Linked DNA regions of Homo sapiens: region 2 is linked to region 1. A link is a contact called in ENCODE Hi-C data. All regions are on one chromosome and are shown on one strand. Each heading gives the region's core, a stretch centred on a gene start or an enhancer-like site at or near the end of the contact. The rest is flanking DNA. Distances are from core to core; before and after follow the strand shown. Region 1 holds the start of LSP1 (lymphocyte specific protein 1). Region 2 holds the start of PNPLA2 (patatin like domain 2, triacylglycerol lipase).

What was found. Hi-C counts contacts between places; a loop is a spot of excess contacts on that map. Pooled maps may share reads with other maps.
Region 2: a loop to region 1 is called in a map with no recorded cell type, with 6 times the contacts of the local background. The contact joins the promoter of PNPLA2 here to the promoter of LSP1 in region 1. A Hi-C loop is called at or near these places in 13 of 37 single-sample maps with no recorded cell type and 6 of 50 pooled maps.

What each region holds. Positions count from the first base shown.
Region 1 is chr11:1,851,834-1,855,451 of GRCh38, forward strand. It overlaps LSP1 (lymphocyte specific protein 1), which reads left to right and starts at 1,251. Exons shown (of 11, transcript NM_002339.3): 1 at 1,251-1,364. The coding sequence starts at 1,312. RefSeq lists enhancers at 1-31, 1,023-1,342, 3,193-3,618.
Region 2 is chr11:816,915-820,532 of GRCh38, forward strand. PNPLA2 (patatin like domain 2, triacylglycerol lipase) reads left to right here and starts at 2,000. Exons shown (of 10, transcript NM_020376.4): 1 at 2,000-2,044; 2 at 2,660-2,991. The coding sequence starts at 2,805. RefSeq lists enhancers at 1,755-2,049, 3,585-3,618 and a silencer at 2,245-3,134.

The DNA.
Region 1 (3,618 bases), core at 1-2,500:
TGATCTGGTTTTAGCCCTGCCCATCGTCTGGGCCACGGATCCCTCTGGTGCCTCCACTCGTGGGGCTCTGAAAGCCTCTGCTGGTCTTTGTGGTGTGTTTGGTGGGTGGGGGGCTCGCTGAGTCCCAAGGAGGCGGCCTCCGGTTCGGCCCCACCCTGATGGGTCAACACTCTGGGCCCAGGGCCCTCCCAACCCCTGGCCTCTCTCCAGCCCCTCTTTGCCTTGGGACCCCCTGTAAGTCCTTGCTGGTTGGATTTCTCAGGCCCAGCCGCTGGCCAGGGCTCCCTTCTCCCATTCTCCTGCGCTGAGGTTTCCAGCAGGGAAGCCTTCGCCACCTCTGTGGCTGCCCTACTCTGGCCCAGCTTAAGTCCTCCCCTGCCTCAGCTTTTGGGGTCTGGCTCCTGCAGTCATGCATCCCTCCTCCTGACCCTGGAGCCACTGCGTGGTCACTCCCAGAAGCTGGGGACAGTGAGGGCTGGAAACAGCCTCCATCCCTCCCCTCGGGCTGGCCTATGCCTCTTGGGAGGGTCCCTGAGGCACTGCCTTTAGAGCCTGGGGACACGAACCACTCGGTGGTCAACTCCAGCGACCAGAGCACGGAGAGCAAGGGGCAGCGGGGGGACGAGGCGGATGCCCGACAGCTCGGCATCAGCAAGGCAGTCCAAGACAGAACAAGGCACCCGACGGGTAGAACGCAGGGGCATCCCGGGCACAGCCCCCAAAGCCACCTGGGACCCACAGCTGTTTGATGTGCTCAAGGCTATGACCCCAGGCTTCGAGAAAAGACTCCACCAAGTTCCATGAGCACCTGTAGGAGAGCCGGCCTCTGGGTAGATTTCACCCAAAGAAGCTAAAACGCTCACGTGGTGCTTATGGGATCACAGACGTGTTTGTCCCTGATGCTGCAGGAGAACTGGCCACTCACAGGTGGACCTGATGGCCAGAGCTACTAGCGGGGACCAGGGGTAACATGGGTCCCCCTCCCCGAGCCATGAAGAGCTGCCTGCGGCCATCTTGGCCCTCGCACCCCGTCTCTGTCACCCCAGGCCCCTGTAACTTGCTTAACGCTTCCTGAGGGGTGGTTTGGGTTTTTTTTTTTTTCTTCCTCTCCTCTTGTAGCAACAGATTAAAAAACAACACCCTGACCCAAGCCGAGACAGGTTCCAAACCTCAACCTGCAGCCGGAAGGGGGAAGTGAAACTCGGCTGGGGGTGGGGGCTCAGAAGCCGCCCCAGAAAGCACTGAAAGCCACAGCACGTACACCCACTCCAGGGATCTGCCAGCACCCTGTGGGGCCCAGACTACAGGCTGATGGCGGAGGCTTCGAGTGACCCGGGTGCCGAGGAGCGGGAAGAGTTGCTGGGGTAAGGGTCTGCGGCGACGCCCGGCGCCCTGTGCCGTGTCCACGGGTGCATAGTCCTTGAGCTGCATGGAGGGTGGAGAACTGAGGTGCCTGATGGGGAATCTGGGGCCCCCAATGGGAGAACTTGGATGTCCGATGGGGAAACTGGGGACCCACAGACAGGTGGCAGGAAGTCTTGCTGGGACCCCCCTCTCACAACAAGGGTGGAGGTCTCTTCCGCCTGCCTCTGTGCCCTGGACTCACTGGGGGAGGCGCGTGGGATCCTAAGCCCATGGTGGATGCCTGAAGCGAGGAGACCCCAAGACGTGTCCTGGACTGCCAGGGAGGAGCTGGGGACTGTGGGCCCTGTTAGCTTGGGAAGAGGCAAGGTGGGGGCTGGGGAGCAGCTGTTCTGGGATGGGTGGAACTGGCCCGGGCCTGGCCACCTGCCCACAGGACTATCTGAGAGGGGCTATCCTGCCTTGAGGGTCTGGAGGCCGCCAGGCTTGGGGCCCAGCAGGCCTCAGGGCAGGGCACCCAAAGCTGCCCTTGACCTGCGGTAAAGGACAAGGCCAAGGATTCTGGCAGGTGCCTGTGCTGGGTGCCAGGCACCGTGTGTTGGTTGGAGTGGGGACATGAGGGGGCATGGCAGAGGTTGTGTGTAGGACTGCCAGAGCTGGGCAGAAAAACCCCGCTGCCAAAGGCCTCCTAGCGGGCAGCTGTACTCTGTGGTACCAATGGGCATCCAGCCCTGTGCTGGGGTGGGTGGAGAGGGCTAGCGGCTTAGTAACTGGGCTCCCTGGCAGAGGGGAGCTGCCGGCCAGCAGGCATCCAGGCATCACAGCTGAGCCTCGCCAGGGGAACCCGAGTTGCCCCCGGTGCAGGTCCCAGAAGAGATGGGAGGGCTCAGGGCGTGCGGTGCAGGGACAGGTAGGGCTTTGAGGGGCAGAGGGGCGACGTGCTAATGGTCAGGGGATGGGGATCCGGTGCTGGGGATAGAGGCCGGCCTAGGAGCAGGTCAGCGGGGGCTGTGGCCTGGTGTGCGGAAGGGAAGGCGCTGGGGCCCAGGTTGCAGAAAGAGTGTGATGCCCGCAGCCACACAGGACGGACCTGAGAGGAGGCCCAGGGTGACGCTCACATACCCCAAAACTGCAGCCAGGGCTGCTACCAGTCTCTGCCTTGGTGCTGACAGCAGAGGGTCCCGGTCTACCCGACCCGGGGCGGTGCAGGGACCACCTCCCGGCCTTCACACAAAGCTCCTGTGCTGTTGGTGGCTGCAGTCACTGTCCTGTGTCTGTGTCCTTGGTGGCCGTCACATTGCTGTGGGTCTGGTATGTGTGAGGGGTCTGCATCTCTGACTTCTTGCTGCCAAATCCCACTTGGGTACAGGTGCGGGGGGCCACTGAAGGGACCCCGAGTGCCGTGAGTGGAGTGGAGGCTAAGCAGAGGCCGGGGCTGGCTGAGGGCTGGGTCGGGACGTCCGTGCCTGTCCCCAGGGAGAGGTGGGAGGATGCCCTGCCCAGGCCGTGTGCAGGGAGACAGGCTTCTGGGTGCACAACAGCTGTGTCCCAGCTGCAAAACGGGCCCTCCTGTCAGCACCACCCCCAGCCCTGGACTAGGTGCTGCTCCTGGTCACCTCATGCCCATAGAAGGGCAGGACATGAGCCTCTGGGCTGGGGCACCCCCGCCTTCCTCCTTGGCCTCATCCTTGGCCACCCCCTCCCAGCTGTCTCAAATGCCCTGGATCCCCCGGGCCAGGAGCGGGGAGGGGGGGTTGGAGCGGGCATGGCCAAGGCACAGATGATCCTGGGGCATCTTGGTGCAGATCCTGGGAGGCCAGGGCTGCACCTGTGCCGGGGCTGTCAGGCGCTCCAGCTGGAGAGCGGCGGTTCTCCTGGGCTCTGCAAAGCCTGGACCCCCTCCTTGGACATCCCCTGCCCCCGCGAATTGCATGGGGTGCGCAGCCAAGCCTGACCTTTCAGAATGAAACTGAGAGCCCCAGTGGGGTAGGCTTCTCATTTCACAAGGTGACTAAGGGAACCGGGGAGTTTCCTGTCTAGGATGGGACAGAAGTCCCCTGCACCCAGGCAGGGATGTATGGCCTGGGAAGCCCCCACACGGGAGTCCCCAGGAAGGCCCAGGCTGGGCAGGCTCAGCTGGGGCTGGAGCAGTGGACAAGACAGCCCCCCGTGCATGTCACAGAGTGCCAGGTACGCCAGCCTGTGACGGTCTCAGGACATGCCCTCAACACTAGGTCCAGGGCAGGCCAAGCCCCT
Region 2 (3,618 bases), core at 750-3,249, 1.0 Mb before region 1:
TATCGGCTCACTGCAAGCTCCGCCTCCCAGGTTCACACCATTCTCCTGCCTCAGCCTCGCAAGTAGCTGGGACTACAGGTGCCTGCCACCACGCACCCAGCTAATTTTTTTGTATTTTTAGTAGAGATGGGGTTTCACCGTATTAGCCAGGATGGTCTCAATCTCCTGATCTTGTGATCTGCCCGCCTTGGCCTCCCAAAGTGCTGGGATTACAGGAGTGAGCCACTGTACCCGGCATTTTTATTATTTATTTATTATTATTTTTGAGACAGAGTTTCACTCTGTCGCCCAGGCTGGAGTGCAGTGCGGCGATCTGGGCTCACTGCAAGCTCCGCCTCCCGAGTTCACACCATTCTCCTGTCTCAGCCTCCGGAGTAGCTGGGATTACAGGCGCCCACCACCACACCTGGCTATTTTTTTTTTTTGTATTTTTAGTAGAGACAGGGTTTCACCATGGTAGCCAGGATGGTCTCGATCTCCTGACCTCGTGATCCACTCACCTCAACCTCCCAAAGTGCTGGGATTACAGGTGTGAGCCACTGTGCCTGGCCTATTTTTAAATTTTTTGTAGGGATGGAATCAAGCTATGTTGCCTAGGCTGGTCTCAAACTTCTGGACTCAAGCAATCCCCCCACCTTGGCCTCCCAGAGTGCTGGGATTATAGGTGTGAACCACTGTGCCCAGCCTAGAAGGAGTCGCTTTAAGTCAGGTATGGTCACGTCCTCCCTGCTTGACCCTCTCCCATGGCTGGGCTTCAGCTACTCTCTCCCCTCACTCCCCGACAATCTTCGCCTGTCCTGGTCGGCTGCCTGGGTCTGCTCATTTACCCTTCAAAATTCAACTCAGCATCACTTCCCACAGGGAAGCCCTCCAGAACCCCTTAGGTGCCCCACACGTGGTTACCTACCTCCTCTCACTCATTTTTCTTTTTTCTTTTTTTTTTTTTTTTTGAGAAGAAGTCATGCTCTGTCACCTGGCCAGGCTGGAGTGCAGTGGCACAATCTCAGTTCACTGCAACCTCTGCCTCCCGGGTTCAAGTGACTCTCTTGCCTCAGCCTCCCGAGTAGCTAGGACTACATGCGTGCACTACCACACCTGGCAAATTTTTGTATTTTCAGTAGAGACAGGGTTTTGCCATGTTGGCCTGGCTGGTCTCAAACTCCTGACCTCAGGTGATCTGCCCTCCTCGGCCTCCCAAAGTGCTGGGATTACAGGCATGGGCCACTGTGCCCGGCCTCTTTTTAGGACGGAGCCTCGCTCTGCCCCCCAGGCTGGAGTGCAGTGGTGCGATCTCAGCTCACTGCAACCTCCGCCTCCCAGGTTCAAGTGATTCTCCTGCCTCAGCCTCCCGAGTAGCTGGGATTACAGGCGTGTGCCACCCTGACCGGCTAATTTTTGTATTTTTGGTAGAGACAGCGTTTCACCAGCCAGGCGGTCTCAAACTCCCGACTTTCTGTGATCCGCCCGTCTTGGCCTCCCCAAGTGCTGGGATTACAGGTGTGAGCTTCCACACCCGGCCTCCTCTCATTTTGAGCTTATGTAAATGCCTACCGGCCCCCAGTAGGGCTGGGGCAGGGTTGACTTTCCAGTGCTGTCTGGGATGGCTGGGAGCAAAGAGGCTGAGGACTGGGCAGCATCCCCCTAGATGGCCCCATCCTGTTCTGGCCCTGTTCTGGCTTCCCTAACTCAGCTTGGGTTGGGGGCAGCCCCAAGCCCCATCCCAGACCCTCTGCAGCTCTGGCAACAGCTAGGTCCAGAGATGACCTCAGCCTGGGGAGCCAGTGTTCCTGGGGAGACAGAATCTCATTGCCTCCCACCCCAACCTGAGAAAGCCTCTCGTTTGGGGGTGGGGTGAGGTTCAGGGAGGGATCCTGGATCTACTCCAAGCCCTGTTTGCTCCACTGACCAGGAGAAAAATGCGGAAAAGGGGTGAAAGGGTGACATCACCCAGGATTGCTCCACCTCTGGGGCAATTATCGGGAGCAGGGCGGCCCCAGTCAGACGCAGGCAGCCCCAAAGCCTGAACAGGCAGGGCCAGACCCAGGTAAGAAGCCAAGGTCCGGAAGGGTCGCGGGCGCGGGGCAGGGCTGAGGCCCCACGTCAGGTCGCGTGGGTCTGCGGAGCTGGGGTCCCCCACGAAGGGTTTGCGGGACTCGCATCCGGCCTTGGCCTTGGATGTTTATGGGTCTGTCTGTGGGTGAGCCTGTGGGTCCCGGGGCTCCCGAGGCCTGTGCGGCTTTCAGGTCTGGGGGTGCTGCCGGTGCGCCTCTGTCCAGGGACCAGCTCCTCTGTCCCGGGTGGGTGTGGGAGGCGGACCCGGTGGGGAGGGGCGGTGGCTGCCCTGAAACCAGAGCTCCCTCTCGCCGGTACCCAGGTCTGTGTGAGGCTTCCGGCCCCCAGGCTCGGGCCTGCGCCCAGCCCACCCTACACCCCTAGGCGTGTGCCCCCAGCCGTGCCCAGCAGGGGCGGAGGGAGGGCAGAAGCTTTCTCCGGGCGGCAGCGGAGGGCGGGGCTCCAGCGCGGGGGGCCGGGTCAAGGACGGGGGCGGGTCCCGAGGGCACGGCCGTTCCCTGCGCGCCCCGATTGGTCTTCGTGTGCCGGCCCCGCCCCCGCCGTGAGTCCCACACTTAAAAGCGCCGCCTCCGCGCCGCCCGCGTAGCTTCTTCGCCTCCGCCAGCGGGGACCCCGAGCTAGAGCCGCAGCGGGACCTGCCCGGCCCCCGGCTCCAGCGAGCGAGCGGCGAGCAGGCGGCTCACAGAGGCCTGGCCGCCCACGGAACCCGGGGCCCGGCGGCCGCCGCCGCGATGTTTCCCCGCGAGAAGACGTGGAACATCTCGTTCGCGGGCTGCGGCTTCCTCGGCGTCTACTACGTCGGCGTGGCCTCCTGCCTCCGCGAGCACGCGCCCTTCCTGGTGGCCAACGCCACGCACATCTACGGCGCCTCGGCCGGGGCGCTCACGGCCACGGCGCTGGTCACCGGGGTCTGCCTGGGTGAGCGGGGCCGGGGGCGGCAGGCGGGGGGCTGGCGGGAAGGCCGTGCGGGGCCGGGGGATGGTCTCCGTGAGCGGAGGGGCCCCGCGGCGAGTCGGTGGGTACCGTGGGGAGGGTTCCGGTCCGCGCCTGGGGAACCCGGCGAGGATCCAATCCGGGTCGCTGGCCTGGGGGCGGGGCCTGGTTTGTTTTGCTCCGAGGGTGCCCGGGGCCCGCCTGTCTGGCGCAAAGGTTTGGGGGCGGGCAGGTGCAGCAAAAGCTGCTTAATTGGACAGAAAAAGTAACTCGTGGGCGGGACCGTGAGAATCCGAGGAGGGACCTAAGTCACCCCGTGGCCCTGGATATTACAACCGGTGCCAGCGATCGGTCACAGTGTCCTGGGCTTCCGCAGTTGCAGGCTGCTATCAGGGGGCCTGGCATGGGGGTAGCCTCTTGAGAGGCGTCTGGGAACCGTGACCTGGTCCTTCCCAAGGGCCCGGAGGAGGAGCCCCGCTGAGGTCAGGGCTGGGCGCGAAGGGGCTCTCCTGCCCTCTCCTTGCACACGGTGCCCTGTGGCCTGGCTCCCCGCTGCGGCCCACCGCGTTTGCACACTTCATGGGTGAGGGTGCTTCTGGGCTCTGGTGCCTG